Regions from separate parts of the Homo sapiens genome. Here all the other regions are linked to region 4. Evidence: chromatin loops called from intact Hi-C (ENCODE). Cell type or tissue: Panc1. All regions are shown on one strand. Links, peaks and the distances in the headings refer to the core of each region. The heading gives the core; the rest is flanking DNA. Region 1 overlaps HMGCLL1 (3-hydroxy-3-methylglutaryl-CoA lyase like 1). Region 2 overlaps LOC107986539 (a long non-coding RNA gene). Region 3 overlaps HCRTR2 (hypocretin receptor 2). Region 4 has its middle 45 kb from the start of COL21A1.

Region 1 (7,623 bases), core at 1,588-5,587, 840 kb after region 4:
CGCCTGTAGTCCCAGCTGCTGGTAAGGCTGAGGCAGGAGAATGGCGTGAACCTGGGAGGTGGAGCTTGCAGTGAGCCGAGATTGCACCACTGCGCTCCAGCCTGGGCGACAGAGCGAGATTCCGTCTCAAAAACAAAACAAAACCAACAACAAACAACAACAACAACAACAAACTTCTTAGTACATGCTTGGCATGTTCATCGTATGTATGATTTTCCACATTGCTTCTTCTCTGTAGAATACCTCTTCCCACATCCTCTCCCCACCCTTGTCAATATCCTTCAAAGCCCAATTCAGAGGCAAACTATAACAACATTTTCACTATCCCTCCTCTCCTCCACCCCTTCCTTGCTCCACCACAAAATATACAAACCATCTCACTGGTGTTTCTGAATAGCTTTGTTTATAATTCTCATAATAGCTATGACATTCTACTTTGTATTAAAGTTCTTTGTATTAATGAATATCTTCTCTGCCAAGTCATTAACTTAATGATGCTAGTTACTAGTCTTTGTTTCCCAGCAACAGTAGCCAACTCAGGCTACCGTAAACAAAAAAGGAAAATTTATTATGAAGACACAGGGGTGTCTCAGGAAACTTCTTGGAGAAATTATGCACACAAGTCAAGAACAGAGATTTAGAAAGAAGTCTTTTTTTACCTGATTCTGAATCTCAGCTTTACCTTTTGCCAAACATGTAACATTATATATGATCATATTAAACATTCTATGCCTCAGTTTCCTCAATTAAAAAATGAGGATGATAATAATAGTACCCACTTCCAAAAACAAAGCTGGTAAGGGAATGAAGCTGGACCTCAGGAAGGACTGAAAATCTGTCAGAAATTCAGGCCATGTTTCTCTGATTCACCTATGCTTCACTTCTCATTTTACTAGAGATTGAATTTCTCTGCTCTCCGTTATTCATGGAAAAAGTTACTGGTCCACAGTTCATTTGCTGTACATCTCACCTCTTATAAAGACGGATTCTGTCTTTGTCTGTTCTAAGTCTGGGTGAGAAGACTGTGATTGACCAAATTTAAGTCCAATCAGCTGCAGCCAAGATTAATAAAAGAGTCATTGAGCAGTTTCCAGAAACCCTTCTTTATGAGAGGCACTTCCAAGAGGAGAAGGTTTAAGGAGAAAACAAGATAGGTAGTGATCCACTCAAATGTTCCTTTATTTTTGTGTCCTCAAACATGCAGTGCTGTGTCTTCAGTTTTTATAATATATAGGCCTATATGCACCTTGATCTTGATATTACATACAGTATTGTGCCATACTCATTATTTGTTCAATTATGCCTTCAAGAATATTTGAATAATAACTTATTATGTTCTAGGTATTATGCCATATGCTGAAGGTATAATGGAATGAGATAAAGTGAAATTCCAGACATCATGAAGCTAATATATACTGCCTGCTGCTTTTGCTATTTTCAAAAATCTGGTCTGTACATTCTCACAAGCCATCACTAGCTTATTAATATTTATAACATTGCTCATTCTTTGTCAGAACCACTGTTTTCAATTCTTTTGTCTTTTAATACACTTAAAAAAACTTATTAACATTTAGTTGTATTTTCACAACATTAGGTATGTCTCCCACTAACATCTACCTTGGAACTGGAAGTTATTTACCTCCTACCTCCTAGTGAAATTCCAGGAACAGAAAGGCCTAAGTTCTAAGTTCTATATACATCACTATAACTGCCTATAACTGACCACCTAAGTGACTTTTTTTGTTTTTGTTTTTGTTTTTGTTTTTGTTTTTTTGGAGATGGAATCTCACTCTGTTGCCCAGGCAGGAGTGCAATGGCGCGATCTCAGCATACACCACCGTGCCCGGCTAATTTTTGTATTTTTAGTGGAGACGGGGTTTTGCCATGTTGGCCAGGCTGGTCTTGAACTCCTGACCTCAGGTGATCCACCCGCCTCAGTCTCCCAAAGTGCTGGGATTACAGGTGTGAGCCACCGCGCCCAGCCCTATGTAACTTTTGATAACCTCCAAAAGTTCTTTGTTAAGAACTATGGGGCCTAATTCATTTTAAATCAATCAATCATTAAACATATAAGGGATTTTGGCTAAATTATCTAGTTGTAAAAGTCTGTGATTTGCAGATTAGTATGAAAAATACATGGGGACCTCCACCTGAATAGATATTGTCAGAACAATATTGTTTGTGGTCTCTCTCATTCTCTTCCTACTTCTCTTCCCCATAACCATTAGCTCCATCCCCTTCTCTTTGTGCACACACTGAAGACTATTGTGAGAGCAGGGCCTGGCTGAGTCCAAAAGAAGCAAGTGTTAGGGAGCTAGAAATGAGATGAACTCTTTGTATGACTCTCAGCCAATGAACTCAATTACTGTGTTTTTGAGATTGGTTATTTGTTTTCTACAAAAGCTTCAGGGCCCTTGTTCCTTTAACATATCTCTGTTAAGGGATATATGTATTGTCTCTCCTTACACCCTAACTCAAAGGACAGTTTTTTCTATTTATTTCCTGGCTCACCTCCTTGTTTCTGCCCTGGTCCCAAAACTTATCCTAATCTATAAGATTTTTTCTTTGTTAATTTTCTCCTCTATTCATGGCATCATCCCTTACTTCCATTTAATTAGCTCTGTCTTTTATGGTTTTCTACTTATATTTCTCACATAACCTAGATATCTCTCTGTTCACATACCCCCCTCAACTTCTTCCTCAACTCTCTTCTTCCTTTTATCACATGTCCTCTGTCTGCCTCCACATCTTTGTTATATACTTTTAAAATCCAGCATTTTGCTATGTGCCAACCTATGTGATAAGCACATTCCATGAAAGATCTCATAGAATCCTCAACAAGCCTGTTAATTGGTACTATTATACTCATTTTACAGTTGAGGGAACAGAGGTTGAACAAACATTATCAAAATCACACAGTTAAAATGGCACAACAGGTTCAAATGGAAGTCTGTCTTCTGAAACTGACTTCTTAAGCAGTAGGCTGTATGCTCTTCGTTTGTTTTGAAATCTTCTGCCAGCTCTATCCTGTCCTCCCATTCTGCTGAAATGATCAACTTCAAAATTTGTCAATGGCATAAATCCAGTGGATTTTCTCAGCTGTCATTTTCCTTAACCATCTGTTGCACTCATCACTGTGGTATGTATTTGGAGAAACGTTTTCTACCCTGGCTTGTGACATTGAACTTCCTCCTGAACTCCTTGTCTCTTTCATTAACTCATCTTCTTTCTCCCACCTCCAAAAAGTGAGTGTTCACCAAAACCCAGGATTTGAACCTCTGCCATTTTTATTCTAGCCAAGTTCCTTCAGGGAACTCAGAAATGGAATAAGTCAAGATGAGATCATTTTTTCCTTATTTTTAATTGCTCTAAGAGATAACTGACTAACTAAAGTAAAAAAAAAATAGTAGCAATATATTATCAGTTTATTTATGTAAAAGTAACAGGGAAACACGAGCACAAAGGCTGCATGGAAGGAATTGAGAATATACTGTTAGCAGCTCCTTCCCTGTGTGTGACTGGTTATTTGAAGATAGATTATGGTTAATTAAAGATGTGTATTGTAAATGAGATGACAACTACTAAACAATTTAAAGAAATCTAAATACTAAGTCAACAGAAGAGATCCAATAAAATCGTAAAACGTTCAATTAGCAGAAGAGAAGGCAGAAAAGAGGAAAAAAATTAAAAGTGTGGAACAAATAGAAAGCAGCCAGCAAAGTGGCAGATTTTAATCTAACCTTTTATCAATTGGTATATCCGTTCCAATTGGCTATGCTGATATAAAAACACACTTCGAAATGAATAATGACTCCAACACATAGATGTTTGTTTCTCACTGATTTAACAGCCCACCACACATGTTCCTGGTAAATGAGTGTGTTGTCTCCTCCAAGTGGTCATTGAGGAACTCAGGCTGCTTCCACCTTGTGGCTCACCACTCCCTAAGGCCTCAATGTCATCTGCGTTTGGCTATTAAAGAAGAAGAATGCTTGTAGTCTCTAAGAAGACTGGTTTTAGAAATGGCCTGTTTCACTTTGCTTGCATGCCATTGGCTAGACTGTAGTCACATATCCATACCTAAGTACAGGGCAGCTTGGTAATATCAGCTAGCTGAGGGTCCTGGAAGAAGAAACAGATTTTTGGTAATAAACTAGCTCTATCTGCCACAGATAAACAGTTCAGCCACAAGGTTAGAAATTTTCACAATGTTTTTATCCATAAAAACCATCTTGGAGTTTGAAACAATAAATATACTTTACAAGAAAAATTCAGTTTCCTTTTTAGGTGCTACCTTTTTGCATTTTTAAATAGGACATCAGGTGATTCCAAAACTTAGATGATATCATTCTGAGAAATACTGAACAAGGCATGAGGGAGCCACTGTGACTGAAGCTGGATATGTTAACATCTGAGATGTTTCCAGGAAGATCTGTTGTCTCTTGCCACTCAAGTGTGTTCTGGGGGCCAGTAGTATTGGCATAATTCAGGATTGTAAATAATGCAGCATCCCAGGTACCACCTCAGACCTATTAAGTGAAACCATATGTTCATTACAGTTTCAGGAGCACTGGTCTAATTATTTTATGCCAAGATGTTAGAGAATGTGGATGGCTGTAGAAGTAAAGTGATAGGAGCATTATCCAATCAACAACAGGCAAAAGCAGATGATTCTGAGAAGAATCATCTACAGAATTTGAATGGAATTCAAGCCATGTGAGCCTGAGATAGACCAGAATACTTCTGGGGGTATGATACTGGCAAAAGAAGGAAATGACTATGAAAAAAAGTAGATAGACCTTTATTAATAAAGTTCATTTGTCCTAAATATATGAGTGGTATATATTTATTATAGAGGATTGGAAAAAAATCTAGAAGCACAAATAAATGGAACTATAGTTAGTATCCTTTTCTTTTATCTTCCATTTTCTCCTATTCATTTTTTCATATTATGTATTTTTGTATATATAGTACTGTTTATATATTTATATATTTATATTTTTGTATATATAATATTGTATTATACAGAAATATTTTACTATTTCATGATAGCCAATCTTATGTAATTTATCAACTCTGTCTCTATTTTTCAACATTTAACCTATGAACTTATTTTCACTGTTAATATTGAGTAACATTACAAAAAATATTCATCCTTGAACATCAATCTATCTGAATATTTCTGGCTGTCTTCTTGGGCTAGCTTCCTAGAAATACAATCACTAGGACAACAAATATTTACTTTCTGAAGTTGTTTGCTAATGTTGCTAACTTGTGTGGAAACTTTTCAGAAAGTCTCATAAGAAAAGGAAGCCTTTTGATTTGTCGATGTTCTTCTTCTAATTCACACCCTGCCTCCTGGAGTTGTTATATGGATTCAATGAATCAATGCATGTAAAGTGTTTAGTAATATGTCCGGCATATCGTCAGTATTTTGTTAACTATTAATATTGTGCAGTAGCACACAGTTGTTAAACCTGGATTTGCATTCTTACCTTGCCTCATACTAACCATATGAAGCAGGACATATCACTTGCCCTTCATGAACCTCAGTTTACTCATGAGTAAAATGGGCATGTGTTACTAACCACTTCAGGTTGACTTTGTGGAGCTTTATCATATGTGAAGCACATGGTACAATCCTTGTGAAAAAGTAAGCAATTCAGCAAATGTTTGCTAATAGTATTTATTATTTTTAGTCTTAAAGAAATTGAAAATTTTCTTGCTTTTTTTTTCCTTACTTCCTTCAGTGTACACACTCCCATTTCTATCTCAATTTGAATATGTCCAGTGAAGGTAGAAATATAATCTATCTCCTTTTGAAGGCAAGGAGGAGTGAAGCATTTAGGAATACTAGTTTTAAAGATGAGAAGTCTAATTATTTTGATTAATAATCACATTAGCTTAGTCATTCCTCAACATAGCTCTCTCTCTTTGCATCTATATATAATCCTATTATTTACTTACCAATTTTTATATATACTCCTGTTTACTAAAACATTGACATTATTCATGTAGGCTAACTGTTCATTATCTATGGCTTACCTATCACGTATATTATGTTCACAATACACATCAATGGCAAGTAGGGTTCTCTCTCAGGTGGTACAGTAGCTCATATAGTATCTATTTAGAGTCTTGGTTGAGAAGCAAACATCTGGGCTTATTGGAAATAAGCGTGGCCACTGAACTACGAGTAATACTTCATGTATGGGTAATTTCAGTCCTTTGGTAGAGTGAATAGTAGCTATGAGAAACAAGTTGAGAATAAAAATATTGGAAAATAAGCATATTTTGATATTTTATTCTATATGAATATTCATGTTAAAATGAATAATTTTCACTTTCAGAAATTTTATTTTAAATTAAATCTAACATTACTATAGATTATTAAATAAAATACTGATCTTAGGGGATAAAAAATGTAGATGACTTCAAAAATAATAATCCAGATCTAATTGTTTTTTGGGACTTTAGTAACCTCAATAACTAAAATTTTAGGTTTCATAAAATATTTTGAAAACATGAATATATAGATTAGAAATTTTGCAAGATGATTTTTTACTCCCTTTATTGTTGTATGTATTCATTTTATTTGGGTTATAAGACCATACAGCAACAAGAAAAAGTTGTGATGGTACTTTTAGTTAGCATATCAGCAACATCAGACCATTAGAACATCATACAGAATCAATACTCCCCAGAGCTCACCTAAGATTAGAATACAGACATGATATGTTTATGACATATCTACAGGCAATTTGCTCTCCTCCAGAAAAAGTTGCCACTAACATTTTATTCATTTCTCTCTGGCCTTAGGTCCAAGCACATATGCAGAGAGCTCAAGTAGACGGAGCACACATAACTGAATTCACCAGGTTTATGGTATCCTGGGCCATTGAGTTAATAGCTTTAATTGTGAACTTAGAGAAAATGAGAAGCCAAGGACATCTCAGTCCTTAGAGTTATAATTATATAAATGTATTTATATATGTTATATAAAAATATATTTATATATTATGTATGTTATAAATATTTAAATAAATATGTTATAAATATACATGTTATATATGTTATATATGAATATATAAATATGTATATAATTTAGAAAACATTGGTTCCCTGAGCACTAATAACAGTTGCTTCTCATTAGATAGTCATAAGCTACTTCTCAATAACAGCCAAAATATATAGTCACTTTAGTTTATAATGCTAAATTCTGTGAGCTACAGGACTTTTATTTATTCCAAGTCCCTGGCACAAAGAGTGTGCTTAATAAACACTTTTAAGTCAAAGGAAAAATACAAATATGCTGAATATATTGAACCACATTTTCATGTGTTCTACACCTTTAGTAAGAGTGTCCTTATTTTAAATGCAGAAAACCCGTTTGTTTGATAAATATAAAACTATTTACTATTTACAGTTTTGAGGGACTGCAACACAGTGAGTGGGGTTGTAAATGTTTGACTTTAACCTGGTGGATTTTGGTGCTATATTGCCACCTTGTGGTTACTCATCTAAAAATGGACTTTTCTTCAAAAACAAAAATCAAAAATAGACAAAACAAAGAATAACTGTTTTGCTTTTGTGATATATGGTGCAAACATAAGTTTGTGCTGT
Region 2 (7,623 bases), core at 1,711-5,710, 310 kb after region 4:
CTTCCTTGACATTCTCTCTCTTGCCTGCTGCCATGTAAGATGTGCCTGCTTTCCCTTCCTCCATGATTGTAAGTTTCCTGAGGCCTTGCCAGCCATGTGGAACTGTGAGTCAATTAAACCTCTTTTCTTTGTCAATTACCAAGTCTTGGGTAGTGTCTTCATAGCAGTGTGAAAACACACTAATAAACTATATATGCTAAAATTTCTGAACTTAACGGATCAAATACAATAATTCTATTGAAGATTCCACCACTTTCTTCCTTAAACAAAATAAACATCTCTGCCACACATTCTGAATTTGTTTGATGAAAGTAAAATTACTTACATTAAACCTTGCATTCTAGTCATAATAAGCCTTTTTAAATTCTCTAACCAGGTTATCTGAGGCTTTTATCTTCCTTGGCTGATCCCACTACTAGAATATACTTTTGTTTTTTCTGGGCTACAATAATGCTTACTCCTTTTTGGTATGCCTGCCAAGCTTTAGTGATAGTTCCTTCTAGAAGCTATCTCTGATTTCTTCAAGTGTGTTTCCTTTCTTTCCCCGTCGCTCCTTTTGCCTCATTCTATCACAGCACTAGTCACACTATTTCAGGGCTAATTATTTACTTTCTGTAAGCTCCTAGGCAGGAACCCACGTCTTATTCAATGTGATATTCCCAATATCAGTCACAATTCCCATGACTACAGCAAGACAGTCAAATAGTTTGGTTAAATGAATAACTGAACAAGTGTTGGTAATCCCTTTAGGATACCTTGAATCATATCACAGGTACTGTATAAATGCACAAGGATAACATCTAAAAACGTATCTCTTGCTCACCATAGGATGCTGTGATGAGAAGATTTTGGCTACAACAAAAACAGATGGCTCATCAAGACTGTCAAATGGGTCAGTTGGTATCCTGGGCATCACATCACAATGAATTTTGGATTTTCTTCCTAAATGAAATAAGCAGAAGTCAGTGGAGCATAAACCACCCCCTTCTGCCCCACCCCCCGCCAATGGAAATTGAGAACAAGGGTATTTGGCAAAGAAGTTTATTAAGGACTTGGTAGAACAATTATCTCCAAACTTATTTTTTCTTAAGGGATCCACCCTTGAGACGTACAATTACTGCTCTATTTAATCTTGTGACTCACTGTATCAGAGGAGGCAGAGGTGCCTCCCAAATTACGAAGCAGCTTGGAGGCAGCTGGGAAACTATTTCATGCTTCCTTATGGGTTCAAGCTATGCTGTCTGACAATTTTTCTTTGTCCTCTAGAGGTGTGTCCTTTGAGGTCTTCCTGCAGCTGGGAACCCAAAGCATTCTAAGGGCCCTGTGAGGCTTGTAGTACCCACTTTCCTTTTCCCCAACTCACATAGCATTTATTTTGGGAAAGGAGGGTCATGTTCCTCATTAGTCATATTGTTGACTGTCCCTTGGTCCCCAGCCCCAGAGTATTAAATGGATGGAATGAATCGGATTTAGGGCACTGTGCTAGAAGGATGGGCGTGGGTAGAGAGGGTGGTGGGATATCATGAGAAGCAAATGGAGTTTCAAAAAGTAGAGTGGAGAGTCTCACAGAAGAGCTCAGAAAGGCGTTGTTTTGGAGAGTGCTTGAAACAGTTAAGAAGGGAATGGGATTCAATTTCTTAGGGTTCCTTTCTTGGACTTTAAAATGTATCAGATTTAGTTCACAGCCTTGTTTCCTGTGGACATCTACATAAAGACAGCAGTGTCCACTCAGCGGCAAGATGTAAACTGCTCAATTAGCAATGGCTGATGGTTCAAGCTGGGTGTGAGAGAAGAGAACAATGAGGAGCAGGGCAGGGGAAGTCTGCAGTATATGCCAGAGGAAAGTGACTCTGGTAAGAGCCAAGAAGTGGTGTTTGAATTAGACCAATAATAAATCCATGAAAATCCATGCTGGCACAAATCAATACTAAATCTTCATTACTTACAAATTTAGTTGTAAGAAGAGAAGTTAAAGCCAAGATGAAAATGCCAAAGGAAACTAAAACACTTTAGTCAGCCTACATTTTTTTTGACTTCCTTAAGGATTCTTATACTAGCTTCTGATTCTGCATTAGCAAATTTGCGTATCAGCTTACTACTTACTGCTTAGAACCCTGTTGTCTATTGTCTTGTTAATAAATTGAGATTTCAATTACCAGAGTTACATTCCAAGAAAATGATCAAAAGATGATGAATAAAAGATTATTGTTAATCTTCATGGAAGAGAAACTCTACCTTGTTGACAGGAATTAGTTCTTTTATTTTAATCTTTGATTTCTAATTGATACCACTTGATGATGGATGTTGCTGGATGGGAGTCAAGAACAGAAAAATAGCAGAGATAGAGGTTGCATTTGTGTTTCCAATGGGAGCAGTTTTTCAGGTGACATTTTTTTCAGATTTGCTTATTATTAACCTACAGCTTCTTCTGAAAGTAGCCTCTTCCATCAAGCTGGAAGGTATTGCACTCTTTCTCTCCTTATCATCTCCAGGGAAGAAGTCTTGAAAAGGTAGACCTTCCATTAGCTTTATTTCTCTACCTCTCTTTCCTTTTTCTGCCTACAGCTCTCTGACTTCACTCTGACAGTTCACTGACATGACTATCTCCAAGGTCACATGTGACCTCCTGATGAACAAATCCAGACAGTGCTTGCAAGAATGTATTGTATATGATTTTTCTGTTCCATTTGACATCAAGAAGTCTTTGTATTTGTTGAAACTTTTCCTTTGTTTCTGCTTTTCTGATCCTTCTCCTGAGTGAATGCTCTTTGTCATTTTCTTCTCTCTTATTCTAACATGTCATTTTCTTCTCTCTTATTCTAAAATGGTACTGACTTTGGTCTTATTCTTTTTGTATCTTCTACACTTTTTCTCAGTAGATTTTTTGCTTGTTAGCTATACATAGACCCCTCTCAAAAATGCATGATCTAGTCAAAACCTTCCTTTTGAGATCTCCACAAAAATTTCTGACTGCTTTCTAGATAGTTGCACATAGATATTACACAGGTCTTCAATACAACTTGTTCTTCACAGAATTTAGCATTCTTATGCCATGTGCATAAATCTATTCCTTTTCTAGAATTGCAAATTTCATTTGATGATAGTGTTGTTTAACCAGTCCCCATGCCAGAAAGATATACAAGGTCAGTTGTCCCATCATTCTGTAGATCCAATCTGTCCCCAAGTGAAGTGGATTTTACTTCTACACCTTTCTCTCTGTGTTTTAAAAACAATACAAGTAATAGGTAATTATTGTTAAAAATTATATGACCCAGAAACATAAGGAAGAAAGAGAAAAAAATTCTCCTTGAATCTGTCTGGTCCATAAATCCCAGATTGCACAATAAAATTCTGTCCACAGCCCAAAGAAATAGCACCCCTTCAGCCACTCTTTGGGTCTGCCCTGTGCACACCCATTACATAATCTACTCTGGGTAAGATGGGCCTAGAGAAGTAGAACTACACAGGGGCTTCAGTGAATCTGTGTCTGAGACACCCAGAGTATGATGTGAAAGGTAGCCCTATTGCATTGCCCATGGGAAGGAGAGTAATCCTGGCCAGAGGGAGAAGGGTTGTTGCTGGAAGAGGCCCAGATGAAGTGCAGGGCTCAGGGCAGAGAACCCACTTGCCTAAGGGTAGCAATAGCTCATAGTGTAATGCAGGTTTCATTTGAATTAATGCAGAAATTGAGTAGGGCCGAGACTACAAATCATTTATTTTGTTTTTTATTCATTAGATATTGAGTTATTACAATAAACTGAGTCCTGTCCATGTACAGAAGAAACGACTGGTGAGAAAGCACAATTCCTGTTTTCAAGGAATTCTCATTCATACAGAACACCTTAAGGTTTTATGTAGATCTTTAGCAAAGTGGTTGGGCAGGCAGACTATAATATTAATATGGAAAAATTCAGTGGTGACTATATTTCTGTGAATATTCTCTAAGTATTATAAATAAATGTCATATTGCTAATATCAGATTTAAGGACTGTAATTATTTCAGAGTTTAAAATGAACCAAGAGTCTATTGTTATGTAAATTTTATCTTTAAGAGAAGGGAAACTTTGGGCTTTAGTTCAGGATTGCTGATATCCATTATTTTGAGTGCACTGCCCTCTGGTGGTTTGAAAAGCACTGTTTTCATTTTTGTTGGTTTTCCCTAAGGCTCCCTGGAAAGAAAAGATCTAGGGGTCTTTGTTGACAAGATTTTTGACATTGTGAATTTTCTCATTCAGATTTGTTGTTCTACTTATTCCTTTTTTTTCTTGCAAAGACTTCCATACTTATTCAAATTATGTTAAAATAAAATTGAGCAAAATAACTACCTCATGGAGAATTGTAAACAACATTCTGAGAATTGCAGAACCAGTTCTAATAAGATTTGGAGAGAAATACCTCGTTAAAACATTTTAAGATTTATCAGAATAAATAAACATGAAAGAATGGTCCAGAAACTCTGCAATGCTCACCTAAAAGAGAGGAGGCTTTCAACAAAATACAAATACAAAAAGTATTATAATACAAAAGATATTATAAAGATACCGTAGTATGAAAACCGTGGAACTACTGTCAAAATAGACATAATGATAAATAACATAGAACTAAAAAAATTACAGTTACAATTTTTTTTGGTCTTAAAAATGTAGCATTTCAAGGCTATTAGCCTATTTATCAAATAACATTAGAATAACTGTGCTGCTTGGAAAAAAATTTGAAGTGATACTTCAAGCTTACATTAAAACACTTGATATGTTGAAGTTTAAAGAAAAAAATAAAACTAGGAATATTACAGAGAAATAATTATGTTGTCTTGGGTTGTTAATGGCCTTTGAAATGACATCAAAATCACAAACTAAGAGGAAAATTTTTGTTGGTTTGTTACATAAATAATAAAATATATTGATAATAAGTAATATAGTGTATGGCATTAAAAGCAAATGCACAGAACAGAAAAAACTGCAATATATGATGGAAAAGGTACTATATAATAGTGCTGTATAAAGAACTTACATATTCATGAGAAAAATTTCAAGAAGAGCCAATTCATAAAGAAGTATTAAAGGAAAATGAACAGAAAATGCTTTATTTTGTAATCACAGGAATGCAAGTGAAAATAGCAATGCAAGATTATTTGTCACATATCAGGTTGACCAAAAAGGAAGCATTGACAAAGTTCTGGGTCATTTTGGGGAAATAGGAATTTCATATACTTGTGAATGAAGTGTAAAGCAATGTCAGCTTTTTTGAGAGTAGTATTGCAGTGCAACATGAAAATATACTTCAAACATAGCAATTCCAATTACAATAATTTTCTAAGAATGCCATCACAAATCTGAGCAAAACAATGTACTTTTAGATTGTTTACAAAGCTGGTTGAATTTTGTGTCATCTTTATCTTCTATTTTATGTTTTTATACATTAGTCTGAATTTTAAAAATTATTTCCACTAATCTTTTAAAATTTTCATGGAATTGACAAATAATAATTTTATTCATGTGTCACCTAATGACAGGGATTTCTTCTAAGAAATGTAACCTTAGGGGATTATATATCTTTAGGCATAGTATGTAAGTACAGTGTACTAAGTACTATAAACTGTAAGTATACTGTATAGTAGGTTATGAAAGTACAGTGTGTAGTAGGTTATATAAGTACAGTGTATTTACATAAACTTTAGGGCACTGTGTAGTAGGCTATGTAAGTACACTGTGTAGTCAGCTATGCCATCTAGGCTTTATGTAACTACTTTATAAACCTAGATGGCATAGTCTACTACACAACCGGATTATATGCTATAGCCTATTGCCTCTAGGCTAAAAACCTGTTCAGCATGTGACTGAATACTGTAGGCAATTACTACACAATTTGTGTATCTACACAAATCTAAACTTAGAATAGGTTATGCTCTATGATGTTATAATAACTAGCCCACTAGGCAATAGTAATTTTTCAGCTTCATTATAATGTCATGAGACCACTGTTGCATATTGGTTCATTGTTAACCAAAACATTGTTATGTGGTGCCATTACTGTATATATTATATATTTATGAGGAATAGTGAATCCTTACTATAACAAGTGTCGTGATAAATGCTGGAGGTACAATGAACAAGATGAATCCACTTAGTTGGAAGAGTTTTCTTTGCTACTTTAAAAATTAAGTAAAGCAATGTAATTACTTACATTTACTTTGGCAAATAGCTTTAAAGGGTTAATTACAGCTTTATATTGTTTGTAGAATAGAGATTCTATTAAATGTAGAATGCATGAAAAATCTCTGCAAACAATGAGCTATAGATTTTTATAGGACCTTGTGTTATATCTTTGTATCTGCATGCCTATCTTTCCAACTGTACAGTAAACTCCTTTAAGGCAACCATGTATCATTATTTTGTCCAGAACTCTTAACGCAATGGCTTCCATATGGAAATTGTTTAGCAGTTATGTGCTTTGGAGCTGAGATGAAAGCTAAAAACACATTTTGGATTAAGAACAAAGAAATCTTGACAAATTGTAAGCAATTCAGTTTTCACTCTAGTGTTAATTTAGCCCCAAATACATACATTTCAACTAGAAATCCTGTACCTTGAATTCTGCTTTTAGTTAGTTCTTTCTCAATAAAAACAAAATCACTGATAAACCTGAATCTAGTGGCAAAGTTTCTAAGTTCTGAGCTGGGATGGCCTGCATTTCTCATTTCCCAGTGTCTCCTTACGTGGGGTTCAGTTCACTTCTTCCTTCTTATTAATAAGGCAGAAAGATCTTAGTTTTTGCTAATATACTTACTCAGCATATAGTCTTTGTTAAGTAATTCCTATCAAACATTTTGTTCCCATTCTGTTTTTTTTCTGCACAATTCTACAAAGTATGGGAATTTGGTGAGGCAATGGAGAAGTACTTCAAAACTCTCTTTAGAAGCAGGGGTGTAAACTAACAGACATTTCCTGGTGGGTGACACCATCATACTTTCTTTGGAATACGATTAAAATACACCTCCTTTGGCAGCAGCAAGAGGGTTTAACCATTTTACACCAAAATTCACATAGATGACATATGTATCAGTTTGTAGGTATATACAAACTCGAGTAATCATTTATTTTGAGAAGTCCTTGTTGAGTATACAGCTATACCCAGTTTGCAAGTGTTTCTGAATTGCAAACATGTGCTTTATATTTTGAGACCTAGTGAACCACATTCCCCTAAGAATCTGCTAGCAAAAGTGTCAGAAAGCTTCTCAGCATGTTAGTTCCTCTCTGTTATTTCTAGTTAAAAGTGTTTAAAAAGAAAGATGCCTTCACCAGCAATACTGAATATCTATACTTTAACTATCACAGAAGAGGTCTTGCTGCTGTTTTGGAGAGGACCTTTTAAACCCAGCTAAAGGACAATTATGAGGAATTGCTCACTTTTTGATGGTCATTCTTTTGTTTTGAGACGGAGTCCCTCTCTTTCCCCCAGGCTGGAGTGCAGCGGCGCAATCTCGGATCACTGCAAGCTCCGCCTCTCGGGTTCACGCCATTCTCCCGCCTCAGCCTCCTTAGTAGCTGGGACTACAGTCGCCAGCCACCATGCCCAGCTAACTTTTTTTTTGTATTTTTAGTAGAGACGGGGTTTCACCGTGTT
Region 3 (7,623 bases), core at 2,341-6,340, 1.0 Mb after region 4:
ATGAATGAATCACTTTTATTAGTGTGAATGGCAGTATTGCGAATCATTTCTTCTCTCTTAGCCTCAGCTACGCACTGAGTTATCAGTGATTAAATGAGAAGATGAATGTTCACGGGCCCAGCACAATAGCAGTCACATAATGAGTTATCAGTGATTATCAGTTGCCTCCTCTAACTCACTTTTATCCTCCATACTAGGACTTTGACCTGGTTCTGTGACTTCTGCTTCAAACACTTCTCATTACAACTTCCTCATAGCCTTTACCTGCTTAGTGCGAGGTTCAGAGCTTTAGTCATTGTGCTAGATTTTTTTTTAAATAGAACAAAATTATTTCTCATCAATCTAATTTGTTGCCTTTTTTTTAAACCTATGCAAACCAGAAGGCCAAAGATCAAGTTGGAAGATGCAGAAGCTTTATTAAATATGCCACAAAATGAATTTCTATTCTTCCACATAAAATCACCATATATTTGAAGATAGAAATAACAAAGAAATCGCCAATGAGTTGGAGATTAAGGCAATGTAAAAAGGTAGCTAATTAAAACATAATTCTAAAAGTCAGTCGGGCAAAATGTGAATAAACAATAGTGATTTAAATGACTTTTATAATTATATTGATTCCATAAACAGATACAAATTGTATAAGTTACACATATATGTATGTGTGTATCATTTAACTTATGTGTTATTTTGGAGTAATACTATTTTTGGTAGTCAGTGGGAAATATTGAGATAAATCCAAGAGATGATACTCACAAGAGAAACGTAAATATAGTAAAATATCTAAAAGTGAATAGATCCCAATTCTGTCTCAATTAGGCTACACATTTTGGCAAAGGAATAATATAGCAAGGCAAAACAGAACAAAGTATTTTATATTTTTGTAAATCATGAGTTTAAAGTATGTCATGTAAGATTTTGTGTTATTGATTTCTCAGAATGTTTACTTTTCTTCTATTATAACATTTCTTATACGTTTGACATGGAAAAATCAGTTCATTTTCTCTGATGAGTTCAGTAACAAATACTTTGCCTCAAAAGAGAAGAAACTCAAGATAAATCAGGTCAGGGAAAAAATACAACTCACATAGCAACTAAACTCCTCATATAGTTGAAGAGTGTTCATTGATTCCTCATCCTTGGTTACAATTGTGGCTTATGGAAGAACAGTTGAAAACTCACCACTGAGAAAATTATAAATAATTGGATTCGCAGCACTATTGGCATATACAAGCCAGTGTGAAAAGGTAAACCAGGCATACACAGTCTCTCTGTCTTCAGTATGGGCAAACATCCCAAATACTCTGCAGGAAAAGAAACAACAGAAAAGTGTCTTTTAAATAATTAAATTCAAAGGTGAACAAGGCTATTGGTAGAGGATGGTCTGACTCCTGTCCTCTTCAGTTGCAGGAATTGACCACAGATTGGTTTCTGACCCCATAATTGGTTTAGAATAACTTCAGTGCCTGAACAGAACCTCCACAGCACAATCAATAAATCAAAAGCCAAATCAGGTCAGAGAAGGGTCTCTCCCTCCCACAAATAGCAGATGCAGTATTTCTTGTAAATAAGAATATGGAAGTTGAATATATATCTTCTTTATTTCATTTTCTTTCTAAATACAATTGAATAATGTTGTATTAATATTCTATTATGTGTATCATTTAAAAATCACTCCTAAATGATAGTCTTCAAGTACTTCTTCCTACTTTCATTTATGTATTGATCAAAGTATCATATGCCTTCAACTCCAATCTTCCTGGACTATCTGAAACTTGCCTTCTGGGACTCCTTAATACCCAGAGAAGAAACAGTTCTCGATGGGCAGAATTTTGGTAATTTTTAAAAATTAATGAGTGTTAATTTTTCATGTATTATTTTAAACTTTAAAAAATGTTTTGTTATGCTATCCTTAAAGACTATTAAAAAATTTTCTCCATACTTAGAAATATTCCATCTATAAATTCTAATCACTAACCTATAACAGATAACTTACAGCTACTCAATAAGATTATAGGCCAAAAATCATATATATTTCCTGCTAAAGTCTCCATCTTCGATTGTCTGTATCAGTGTGTGTGTGTGTGTGTGTGTGTGTGTGTGTGTTACAGCAAGAAGGCATGACAACAATGCATTTCTGGTATAAGGTGTACCTTATACCATTTCTGGTATAAAGAGTACTAGAGTTTTACAAAAATACTATATAGAGTGAAATAATACGGACAAAAGAAATTTGTACTATGTTATGACCCTTTACCTCAAAATGTCTTTGAAATCTTGGACAAACCTGAACTGTTGTAAAGAAATTGCTTTTGACTAATTCGGCAAAAAGTTAAGTTTTAAGGAGAAAAAGCTAGGAATGGTTTTTGTGGGAGAAAGAAAAAACAAATTTCATATGCAAGGATAAATAAATATAAGCATTTGAAAAAAAATGTGTGTGGTAACAAGAAAAACAATTTTCAAGTTCTTTTTTTCAAAAGTTTTTATGTTGTGGAAAAGAGTAGAATGCCCCAAAACTTGAAATATCTTAAATTTAACACAGCCTTGCTCCTTTGAAAGTTATTTGTTTTCCTTGGAAAGGAAGGGATTTGAGTCAGAAGAATAAGACATATATTATTGACAAAAAAAGTAGTTGGAAATAAAAGGAAAGAGCAAGTTCTGAGATACAGGAAATCCAAATACGTAACCCAGAGAGAGGTAAATCCAATTTTCATTGAATTTAGACTGACTAAAAGAGAAAAAAGATTAGAAAGAGAAAGAAAGAATAAAACCCATCCAGTAACATAACATGTTTATAAAGTTCTTAAAAGCAGAAGAGAGTATCTAGCAGGTGGCCATAATAAATTTGTATTAAATTTCTGTTAGCAAAAATAATAATAATAATAATAATAATAATAATTAATAAGAAGCAAAGCACAAAAAGATATGGAGGGCAAAATAATTTCTATTTTCTTGTGAGCTGGCATATGTCTCAAGGACCCAGGCCACAAAAAAAATCATATATCTTTAAGGCTGTGACTGTAGTAAATAGTATCACTGAACAGAAGTTTGTTCTCCATTTCTTCTCCATTGAAAAAGCCGTTAAACCATCAAAAACAGGGGCCAAAGAGAATGAGAACCCTTTGCGGCTGATTATACCACTTCTTCTGACTCCAGCCAAAGCTGCTGTTCTTCAGAGTTCCCAGCTGTGAGGAATATAATATTGATTCTGAATCAGGCCAAAGTGAGAGGAGCAATTCTAGCTTAAGTTCGAAGCCTGTTGTAAACAAGAATTGGTATTGCCTTGGGACCAGTCTATGTGGAACAGTTTCGATAATTCCCAATAAAGTTGGCTGGCCATGAAGTTTAGTGTGTACCACTGCCTCTGCATCTGCTGCTCATGTCATGGGTCAAAATTTTTAACTTAATAGTTGTGCCTGCATTGTAGCAAATAGCATACTTTCCCTCATTGATTTTTATTACTATCTGCCCTGAGCTTCATTCAGTGACTTCAGGAAATGAATTCTTCTGTTTAGACATTCGACATACATATCTGCCTTGATGGCTTTTTTTAAAAAGTGCTCGCCAATGCACTTTTAAGTATAATTAGAATACTAACATAAGGTTCTTATCTCTTTTTATCCTTAAGATATAATTCTCTCACAATTGCCTATGTTTTTGGAAACGAAGTTTTGAAAAACCCGTTTGTTCTCATCAAGAAAGAACTGCAAGCTGTAAATGAGTTGTTACGCATTAGAACTTTGTCTGCATCTAAGGTTTAGCAACTAGCTTGAAGAGATTGGAGAAACATCTGTTTTATGTCTGCCATGCAACTGAGAATACGCATGACAAAAGCACATGTCTGAGCACTCTTAAAGGCTGTTCGCCTTACCTGCTGGTAACAACATAACTGAGTCATCTGGCCTGACAAGGTATCTAAGCAGAAAGTTTAGATTTTTCTCTGGCTTAGTTAAAAAAAAAAAAAAAGTTAATTAAGAATCAAGAAAAGGCAGGCTATTTCATTTTCAAATAACAGATAAGTTTTACCTCTTTAGCACATTGAGGATGCTAATTGGTAGATAGCAAATTGCAAATACCAAAAGCACAATCATCAACATCCGGGCTGTTTTCCTTCTGGCTCGGATCTGCTTTATTTCAGCCGCCACAGCGCTCATCCGGGACTTCGTTGGCTGTCCTGGCCCTCGAGGCTGTGAAACAGGCTGCAGGGGCTTCCATTTTCTCTGAACTACAGATGATGTTCCAGGGATCTGAAAGGAGAAGAGACAGACCCTTATTGCAATTTGACTTAGGAAAGTTCCACTTTGGGGAAGTAATTAGAAAACACAGTAAGGAAAGGCTTCCAGACGCCTGAGGTGTGGGAGGTTTGAGCGCCTGTTTCTCCAGAGCATTTGCTGACCTTAGTATGTGCTTGGCGTTAATTCAGACGAATACCAAATAGGAGTTTGTGTGGAAAAAAAAGTTAAAACATCAAAATTTTGTCAATGTCTAAAGAAAGCTGCAAGTGGAAAAGATATTTCCTTGTAAAAAGAACAAAGCTTGGGAAAGGAGAATGATAAAGGGATGTCAGCCATATTATCTTATTAGGAATTTTTGTTCAGCTCAGATACCAAAGTTTAAAGCAGAGGAAAACCCAGCAAGTAACGTCAAGCAACCTGTTATGGATTTTTCACGCATCAATACTGCCATCTGCTGCCAGAGAGATAGAACTTAACTACCTGTAGCTTTTCAGGTTTTCTGCTTCTCGAGTTCGGACAAAGCAAACCTTTGAATGAAAGGATATTTTTAAAAAATCAAGTATTTTTTGTTGTTCACTATTTGTAGTTATGAAATTGTTTGAAATCAGTTTTGTGGTCCAGCCCTTTAAAATGCACACAAACCCATTGAGGATTTTTTGCGGTCTTACATTAATATTTCAAATAGCTGGAATTTGTAACAGTAATTACACAACTTGTACTTTTCCATTTCTTTTCAAAGTTATTTGATAATAGCAGGGAATCCCTCCAAGTACAATATTCTCTTAATTGTAAGCTCATGAAGATTGATAGGGTTTAGTGAACAGAACAATAAAATTCAGCATGCATAATTTTTTAAAGAGGAAAATGTGCCAACAAACACAAGAAAAGGCCACCTTAGCTCTGTTAAGATTATTCAGCTTTTACTTTCTGTCTCTGTGCGGCAAACCAGTACTGACCAATGTGTCCTTGTGGTTTCTCAGAATAGATGTTCGATAGATTTTGTTGCTTTTTACACCACCAGATCAAAGTCTGTTCGATAATCTTTAATTTGAGAACAGAATTTTACTTATATGTCCACACAGATAAATTAATATGACATTTCCTTTGACCATTTTCTTTCTTGAAGAGGCAAATGATGTTAACAAAGACCTGCCCTTGAATGGAAAATATCGGATAAATTATTTTTCTTCTCACTCTGTATGTCTTGTCATGTAGACAATCTTTTTTACATAGTAGTGGTTCAACTCAATCTTTTAACCCACTGGTTGGGGAGAGATAGGAACTTTCTCTTCTGTGACTCTCATTTTAAAAAGCAATTTTAAAAAATAACTGAAAAGAATGAGCAATGGATGCTGGAATGTTCCAGGAGACTCCTATCATGAAAAGCCTGTATGTGTCTGCTAAATGATCTTGAACTGTCTTCTAAATGATCTCTGATAGATCAATTAAATTTTAGTGATTCTATCACTGACTGTTCCCCTGAAGGAGAGAATCTACATTCTGCATCTGATGACTTCTGCCGCCATTAGAAACAGTTTTCGGTCACCTGAGGTTGGGAGTTCATGACCAGCCTGACCAACATGAAGAAACCCCGCCTCTACTAAAAATACAAAATTAGCTGGGCGTGGTGGCACATGCCTGTAATCCCAGCTACTCAGGAGGCTGAGGCAGGAGAATCGCTTGAACCCAGGAGGTGGATGTTGCAATGAGCCGATGAGATCACACAATTACACTCCAGCCTGGGCAACAAGAGCAAAACTCCATCTCAAAAAAAAAAAAAAAATACAGTTTTCATAAAGAGAAAGCTATGGTCCCTGAAATCGGGAAAAAAAAAATGTAGTGATGCCCTTTTTAGATAATGATCTAAATAAGGATAGAAGATGCTGAATCCTGCATTCATTTTGAGGACACATAAATTTCTCCATTGATAAGCTGTCTAGAGACATGGAGAATTCAGAGAAACTCCGTATAAAATTAAGAGGAATAACTGACATTACTGAGCTCCAGGAACTATGCACTAGTAATCCTTAATGCATCCCTAAAAGTACATTATTGTAAATCTCAGAGGTTTCAATCAAGCAGGCACTGAGAAGGATTAAGTAAAATACATGCACCCCACTTTTATTTCACTATTATGAATAAACTTTATAAATCATATTTAATGCAAAAATACACCCTGAAAAATGTATTACCACAGTTATGAATTGGAAATAGCATGTACATGATGGACCTTAAAACCTACTCTGTCTTAAAAAATGTTTGTGACCAGGATAAAGTTATGAGGAAGAGGCAAACATGCTACAAACATTAAAAACATTATGAATAAACAATGAATTTGCCAACTTACATGAAATGGACAAAGCCCTTGAAAGACAAAGATGACCAAAACTGACTCTGTACTTACAAACTATGCTACAAGAAAATCTCCAGGCCCAGATAGGTCCATTAATGAATTCAATCAAACAGTAAAGAATAAATAATTCCAATCTTGTTCAGACTTTTAATGAAATGTACAGAAAATATAATATGTTCCAACAAATTTCATGAGGTCACATTTATCTTTGTAATCAAAGATATGGCAACAAAAGACAGCTAACAACTAAATATCCTTCATGAATAGAGATAAAAATCTCTTTAAAAATATGTTATCAAATTAAATCCTGCAATATATAAATAGGATAATACCATTTGCTCAATCAGATTTATTCTAGCAATGCAGTGTTGGCTTACCACTCAAAAAATCAAGTCTTCTCTCACCACTCGTACTCAACATTGTACTGGACTTTGAGCCAATACAAGAAGAAAAGAAAAATAAATAAAATGCCTACAGATTGGTTCTATTGAGAAGAAATTATTGCTTACAAAGATCATCCTAAAGAATCTACCAAAAACCCACTAGAACTTATAAAAGAATTTAGCAAGGAGCAGGTCATTAAATCAATAAACAAAAAAATCAATTATACTTCTACATACTAGCAATAAATGGAAAATTAAATTTTAAAAGTTTCAATATCAAAAGAATGTGTTTTAGGCATACATTTCATAAAATATATATATAAGTATATATATTTCATAAAATATATATATAAGTATATATATTTCATAAAATATATGTATAAGTATATATATTTCATTATATATATATATATATACTGAAAATGATGAAACATTGCAGAGAGATAATAAAGAACTCCTAAATAAATATATTCATTGTGGACATGCATTAAAAGGCTTAGTATTGTTAATATGGCAATTCTCCCCAAATTGATCTATAGAGTTAATGCAATTAATCACGTTCAATACCACGACAGTCTTTTTTCTGGAAATGAAAGTACTAATTTTAATTTTTTATGAAAGTGCAAAAGACCTGGAATAGCCAAAGCAATTT
Region 4 (7,623 bases), core at 1,889-5,888:
GCCCTTGCTGTTTAACTATACCCATTGCAAGTTAATTGGATTGCCCATTTCTTATCTTCATTTAAAAATATGATATATATTGGATATGTTGTTACTTAAAAATTTTATGTTAGACAAGAAAAGAGTACCTACCATGTTTTAAGACAGATTTTGATTACTTTAATGCTGAAATATACTAATATTTACATTAAAATCAACCAATATCTCAATAAACTAGGAATGGAGGGAATTTCCTCAACTTGATAAAGAACATCTGTAAAAAACTTATAGCTAACATCATACTTAATGATGAGAAACTAGATGCTTTCTCACTAAGATCAGGAATAAGGCAAGGATGTCTCCTCTCACTACCCCTATTCAATATCATACTGTAAGTCCTAGATAATGTAAAAAGACATGAAAAGTAAATCAAAGGTATACCAACTGGAAGGGAAGAAATAAAATTGTTTTCAGATGACATGATTGTCTATGTGGAAAATCCCAAGGAATCAACAAAAAAATCCTAATACTAATAAGCAACCTTACTCATAGCAAAGTTGCAGGATATAAGGTTAATAAAAAGTCAATTTTTTCCCTATATACCAGGAATGAATAATTGAAATTTAAAGTTAAAAATATAATACTATTCAGATTAGCTCCAAAAAGAAATAAACAGGTATAAATTTTACAGAATATGTCCAAAATCTATGTGAGGAAAAGTACAAAACTCTGATGAAAGAAATCAAAGAAAATCTAAATAAATGAAAAGATACTCCATATACAATGAAAGGAAGACTCAATATTAAGATGTCATTTCCTCCTAACTTCATCTATGGATTCAATGGAATCCTAATAAAATCTCAACAAGTTACTTTGTGGATGTTGACAAACTGATTCTAAAGTTTATTTGAAAAGTCAAAAGACCCAGAATAAAAACATATTGAAGGAGAAAAGCAAAGTCAGCAGGTCGACATAGCTGGACTTCAAAACTTACTATGAAGCTACAGTATTCAAAACAGTGTGGTACTGGTGAAAGAACAGGCAAATAGACCAATGGAATGGAACAGGGAGCCCAGAAATAGACTCACATGAATGTAGTCAACTGATCTTTGACGAAGGACAAAGGCAATTCAATAGAAAAAAACCCAATCTTTTCAACAAATGCTACTGGAATAATTGAATACCCATGAGTAAAAAAAATAAAATAAAATGAAAAAGATTCCAAACACAGACCTTGCACCCTTCACAAAAATTAACTCAAAATGGATCATAGACGTACATGCAAAATGCAAAACTGTAGAACAGCTGGAAGATAACACAGGAGAAACTCTTAAGTGACTTTGACTTTTTTATATACAATACCAAAAACACTATTCATGAAAGAAAAATTGAGAAGTTGGACTTTATTAAAATTAAAAACTTCTGCTTTGTGAAAGACACTTTTAAGAGAAGGAAGAAACAGCCACTGACTGGGAAAAAAATTTCTGCCACCATATCTGATAAAGGGCTAGTATCCAAAATATACAAAGAACTCCTTTTAAAACTCAAAAATACAAAAGCAAATGACCCAACTAAAATATGAGCAAAAGATCTGAACAGACGCCTCACCAAAAAATAAACATACAGGAGATACTCAACATCATTTGTCATTTAGAGAACTGTACATTAAAACAATGAGATACCACTATACACATTATACATTTGTCAAAGCCCATAGAATGTGTAACACAAACAGTGACCCCTAATGTAAATTATGGGCTATCGTTAGTATTGCCGTATCAGTAGTGCATCAGTTGTAACAAATATACCACACTAATGCAAGATGTTAAAAATAGGTGAAAATATATGTGTGTATATGGGCAAAGGGAATAGACAGGAATTCTCAATATTCTGATCAGTTTTCTATAAACCTAAAGCCTAACATTATAAACAAAAAATATGTGAAATTGCTTTTCACTTGAATATACATTGTAGAAATATGCAATGTATTTTATATGCACCGTAGAACATTATGCATTATTTCTTGACCCTTTGAAAGTTTTTAATCTATGGAATGTATTGATTGATTTTCAGTTTTGACTGAAAATGGCAAAGTTAAGCCCTCACACAATGCAATAAATTCACAAAGGCAGTAGAGATTTGCTACTTAATTCAATCTTGCCTTTTTGTTTGATTCAGAGTCAAAATATAATTGTAAGTGATAGTCCCATTTAGTATAGTAAAGATAGGAGTTTAGTGTGATTATGACTGGTAGAGTAACATAACAATTTGAGTTCAGTTCTGGTTCAACTAAATTGCCATTTCAAATCAATTTTGTGGTTTTATTTTAATTACGTTTGACTCACCACATGCAGTTTTCACCATATGCACTTTGCAATAAACCAGGATAAATTCCAAAAGGCGCTAGCGCATCTCAGCTGTTACAGTTCAAGTTCAGTTGCAACTTAATACAATAGAAACCTTTCTTCCTTTCATAAAAGTTTCTCATGGCTGAATGCATTTTGCATAATTAGCCAACTGTTTGGAAATTTTCATGGGACTTTTTCATTTATTTTAATTAAATTTCAAAATCCAAATCATTATCAGCTTTCATGTGTCTTCATCATAAATTTTTCATAGTAATTCTTAGATTTATTTGATAATTTTCATTTTAAATCAAGATTCCCATAAGATATTTTTGGCAACCAAGTCAAAGCTGCCTAAGGAAATGTGAAAGTTAGAAGAGATTTTTATCTATAATCTCATGTTTTATTTCATTAATGATTAAAATTAATACATTTATATGACAGTTTAACATTGGGTTTTTCTTTTAATACTGGACACTAGGTCTTCTAGTTTCTACATAGTAAATATGATTATAGTGAGTTACACCTTTTTTGTTGTTGTCTGAAGACTGTCATAATATCTTTATCTTCATATTTATTCATCAGCTCATTCATCTACACTAAAAGAATCCTTAATGTCATATGTCATGGAAACTTTAAAAAACCTGAAAATTTCAGAATACATGACTCATAAAACATGTGAGAAAAAGAATCCTATATACAAGACAATGATCGTATAAAATGACATTGTTTTGGCAAATCTGGAACACAGATGAGAACTTTTGAATCAAAATTATTGACACTTTTTACATTACTTAATTTTATTTCACGTAAAAGTTGAAAGAGAATTAATAATGTGTTTAAAACTAAAAACTGAACATGCACAAATATACGGAAACTTCTGCTTTCACTGTAGATTCAATGCAAACTCAATCTTAGTGTATTTTAAAATTATGCAGAATCTTCCTAGATTTGAAAAATATCACTTTTTATTTGCACTTTGATATGAGCTAGTCTAATGATAAAAGCATACTATAAATTTTTAAGCATAAAATTGAATACATATGTATATATACTTTATATTAACACATACATGAATGCATCCTACTTTAAATGATGTTTTAATACAATTGTTAAAAGGATTGACAACTTTCAGGAATAATTATGCTTAAGATTTAAATTCAAAATACTAGACTTTACAATTACAATCTAAGCTTGAGTTAGAGATCCTCCACTGGGTGGCAGAAGCATACCAGGAATATTCACAAATAGACCCTGGCTCAGGGAATGTGTTGTCAGTGTGTGGATGTTACCTAGGAGAATATGCTGATGCCCCTAAGAAGGTCATGCACTGACCAGTTATTTCTTCAGCTGTGTCCATGTGTTGGCACTGAGCTACTATGTTCTCCCACCTGGTATCCCTTGTGGTGAACCAGGCACATTTGCCAGATGCCTGGTAGAGGGAGATACTCCAAGCTCTGGCTAACAGGGCTTTCTCTGTGAGAGGCTGAGGCACCTGCATGGGGGAAAAACAAAAAGCAAAACAAAACAAAAAACAAAAACTTAATGCCTGGACTTACTATTTCCCTGGTGAGTTCAAGAACCCAGACTCTCTTTGGCGGGGGAGGGGGGGGGTCCCTGTTTTGTTGATATTAATTACACCATATATAAATTCAAAGTGAAGTTTTTGAATTTACTCGGGCAATTAAGGAAGGACCAAGAAAAAGATGTTTGTAATAATTTTAAACAAAAGCAGAGTAACAGGCAAGAAAATATCTAACTTTAGAGATAACACCTTGACTGAACTCATTTCTTCATCCCATTGAAAATACTCTTTATTTTTAATTTTTATTTTTTTGAGACAGAGTCTCATTCTGCGGCCCAGGCTGGAGTGCAGTAGTGTGATCTCAGCTCACTGCAACCTCCACGTCCCGGGTTCAAGCTATTCTCCTGCCTCAGCCTCCCGAGTAGCTCAGATTACAGGCGTGTACCACCACACCCAGATAATTTTTGTGTTTTTAGCAGAGACAGGGTTTCACTACGTTGGCCAGGCTGGTCTCGAACTCCTAAAACTCAGGTGATCTGCCCACCTTGGCCTCCCAAAGTGCTGGGATTACAGGCACCACACCCGGCCTGAAAATAGTCTTTACATGTAAGATGATAAACCATGGTGAAGTAGTGGTTTGTATCTTCAGCATTAGGGAACGAATTGTGATTATTTTAAAATGGGGATTGCTGCCAAGCTACTGACTAACAGGAGATAACTTATTTTAGAAGTCAAGATAGAGTGACATCCTCTAACACAGGACTTTTCACAGTATAGTACATGTAAGAATCCCTTGGGGTTCTTGCTACAATGCCGAGTCTGATTCAGTAGCTGTGCCAGTTACAGCTATTGCCTCTCAACTCCAAACCCACCCTCCTAAGCTCTGCTTTGTGGTGTTGGAGCTAGACTCTGCGACCCGCATTTTGGCTCTTAGTCTCCCTCTAGCACCCACTACTTTGTGCTCAGCTTTTGCAGTAGTGGGTGCCAGGGGGAGACTGCAAGGCCAGAAGTGGGAGAAGGCATCCGCCTGTTTGCAGCTTCTGTATCATCCCAGCAATGCTGCTTCAGTCTGGCAGCAGCGGTTCCTTTCTGTGGTAGCAGCTTCCAGTTTGCAGTTTTTTTTCCAGTGCTCTCAAAATGAACTTCACCTTGCCCCTTCAAACACCCCAGCACTGGCCAAGAAACTGCCCCTTTCTCAGGGATCCAATCTCTTTCTTTTTGTTCCCCTAACTCTAGAGTTGGAGCTGCTTTCTGCAATTGTTACCTCCATAATATATTGTTAGAGTTTTACTTTTACTCTTTCAATTACCTAGTTAACTTTATCCCTAGTTAACAGTTCTTTATACAAGATTCTCACTGTTCAGATAACTGCTGTGGTTTCTTTCCCTTCCCTTGACCCTGAGTGATGCAGTAGGTCTGAGGTGGGGCCCAAGATTCTGCATTTCTGACAAGCTCCCGGGTAATGCCCAGTCGCTGGTCCATGGATCACATTTTTAGTGGCAAGCAGAAGTGCTATTCAAAGGTGTAGAGAAGTGGTTCTCGATATTTGGCTGCACATTTGAATCACCTGGGAGCTTTAGGCAAATAGGAATGGCCATATGTCACCTCAAGTGAGCTTGATTTAGTTGGTTTGAGGTGTTGCCTAAGCATTGGGTTGTCAGTGGGTTGTTAAAATCTTCCTGGCCGGGCGTGGTGGCTCACGCCTGTAATCCCAGCACTTTTGGAGGCTGAGGCGGGTGGATCACGAGGTCAATAGATCAAGACCATCCTGGCCAACATGGGGAAACCCCATCTCTACTAAAAATACAAAAAAATTAACTGGGCATGGTGGCATGTGCTTGTAGTCCCAGCTACTCAGGAGGCCGAGGCGGGAGAATCACTTGCACCTGGGAAGCGGAGGTTGCAGTGAGCCGAGATCATGCCACTGCACTCTAACCTGGGCAACAGAGCAAGACTTCGTCTCAAAAAAAAAAAAAAAAAATCTCCTAAGTGATTCTAATATGCATCTAGAATTGAGAATCTTTGTTCTAGAGCAATGGCTGTCAATCTGGGGGCAAATTTGTCCTCCTGAGGGGACACTTGGCAATGTCTGGAGACATTTTTGGTTGTCAGAATTAGCCGGGGGATGCTACTAGTATCAAGTGGGAAGGGGCCAGGGGTGCTGCTATGCATCCTGTAATACACAGGACAGTCTTCCATGACAAAGGATGATTCTAACCACAATATCAATAGTGCTAAGGCTGAGAAACCCTGATCTCTAGATCAGGGCAAGGTCAACCCAGCTCATCTCTTTATCTGTTTGCTAATTCATTTATTTATTCATTCTGTTGTGCCAAACCTCTGTTAACCTCAACAGGGGAGGCGCCACATTCAAGAGGCTGAAGAAGGGACCTAGAGCTGGCAAGTGAGACATGGGGTTTTAATAGGGGGTTACTTACAAAGAAGACAGTCCAGTGGCAGAGGGCTGGATTAGGAACCGCCTCATATTCAGTGGCGGTGGGCTGGACAAGGTATCAGCCTTCCTACAGTCCAATGGTGGTGGGCTACACAAGATAACTGCCCAGCCCAGTGGCTGTGGGCTGGGCAGGAAAACCAAAACCGCAACTGGTTGCAAACATCAGGCAGTTTATATAGCGTTTTCACATAATAGACTCCCCTTAACGACCTCCATCTGGCAACCTTCATTTAACCTAAAACTCAAGACCTCAATCCCCTGTACAGCCTGTGTTCCAAGAAAGGGGCCAGGGGCTAAGATGTTCCTATCAGGTAATCAATGACTCTCCAGGTTGGTATTCCCGGATTCCCTAGCTCAGAACACATATTCAGGTGCATCTAGCTATACAGGGTCATTCTAAGAGTATGGTTAAATTATTACTATCAAGGGCATTTATCCTACACACATATATCTACTGAGCATTTACTATGGGCTTTTCTAGATGCTGGAGACTACATAAAGTTTCAGAACCAGGTATTATCATAAAACCTTAGCAGAGAGAAAATAGTCCCATAATGTGCATTTTAGGTGAAGATGCACGCTCTGTTTGTTTGCTACTTATTATAGGTGCTGGAAATTAACTGTAGTTCAGTGCTTGCCAACATATGTACAAGCTGCAAGGATTCTCTCAGAACCCTTAGATGTTATGTACTTTGTCTCATTGTATATTGCTGGAAGGAACTCTGGCGTCACAAGAATGACAGTCCCAAAGTGGAGAGAAAGCTGACATGTTTATCGAAACTTTCTTTTAGCTGCTAGCATGGTGCTTAATGCATATCCTTAAGAATTGAGAAATTGGTTAATATCAGTAAGAATGAATGAGTGAACACAGTAATGAATAATTGCAACCAAGTGGGCCTGCACTGTGTCAGGAGCTTTGTTAGGCACACTTTACCTATGTTGCTTTTAGTCTCTAAAGGGGAAAATTTGTCTCCATTTTAAAGTTAATATGACCAAGACTTGGAGAATTTAAATAATATGGCAATTTTACATAGCTTAGGACTCAGAGTTTGTATCATTTTATAAAGTGATAACCCTTTAAGAATACTAAAACTTTTCATCCCAATAGGGAATTCTTGTAATTTACAGGGGCACAGACACTGTGATATACAGGTCAGAACTTTAAAATCATTGCTATGAGTATTGATAATCCTCTTTCATCACTGTACTGCTATCATTACCTCTGACACTTTTAGCACAGTATTGTCTATTCCTGTGCATCCCCAGGTTTCAGGAACCGTGAATGGCAGCTAATCATTAAAGTGCTAACTGGTTCCCAG

Evidence for each region. A loop is a pair of places that touch in the nucleus more often than their neighbours do. Peaks named below come from ENCODE experiments on the same cell type or tissue, not always from the same donor. Only the 100,000 strongest peaks of a DNase experiment are listed, where the experiment ranks them.
Region 1: a loop joins it to region 4, with 4 times the contacts of the local background. A loop is called at or near these places in 25 of 110 quality-filtered maps.
Region 2: it touches region 4 in a loop (19-fold over the local background); 96 of 110 quality-filtered maps call a loop at or near these places.
Region 3: a loop joins it to region 4, with 6 times the contacts of the local background. A loop is called at or near these places in 36 of 110 quality-filtered maps.

Annotation. Positions count from the first base shown.
Region 1 is chr6:55,445,702-55,453,324 of GRCh38, reverse strand. The region is part of intron 7 of HMGCLL1 (3-hydroxy-3-methylglutaryl-CoA lyase like 1); the gene reads left to right. Among named protein-coding and RNA genes, the nearest start is that of GFRAL, 120 kb to the right of the region's middle. In Panc1, for the core only: CTCF peaks have their summits at 3,729 and 3,932 (motif pointing left); a DNase peak (open chromatin) is centred at 3,876; H3K27ac peaks cover 3,569 bases.
Region 2 is chr6:55,977,312-55,984,934 of GRCh38, reverse strand. It overlaps LOC107986539 (a long non-coding RNA gene), which reads right to left. Exons shown (of 2, transcript XR_001743880.1): 2 at 823-942. Among named protein-coding and RNA genes, the nearest start is that of BMP5, 110 kb to the right of the region's middle. In Panc1, for the core only: CTCF peaks have their summits at 3,938 and 4,142 (motif pointing left); a DNase peak (open chromatin) is centred at 4,094; H3K27ac peaks cover 1,176 bases.
Region 3 is chr6:55,274,004-55,281,626 of GRCh38, reverse strand. It overlaps HCRTR2 (hypocretin receptor 2), which reads right to left. Exons shown (of 7, transcript NM_001384272.1): 5 at 4,027-4,247; 6 at 1,183-1,304. Among named protein-coding and RNA genes, the nearest start is that of GFRAL, 50 kb to the left of the region's middle. In Panc1, for the core only: CTCF peaks have their summits at 4,476 and 4,699 (motif pointing left); a DNase peak (open chromatin) is centred at 4,666; H3K27ac peaks cover 1,152 bases; H3K27me3 peaks cover 276 bases.
Region 4 is chr6:56,288,707-56,296,329 of GRCh38, reverse strand. It overlaps a transcript of COL21A1 not described here. Among named protein-coding and RNA genes, the nearest start is that of COL21A1, 45 kb to the right of the region's middle. In Panc1, for the core only: CTCF peaks have their summits at 3,367 and 3,574 (motif pointing right); a DNase peak (open chromatin) is centred at 3,579; H3K27ac peaks cover 853 bases.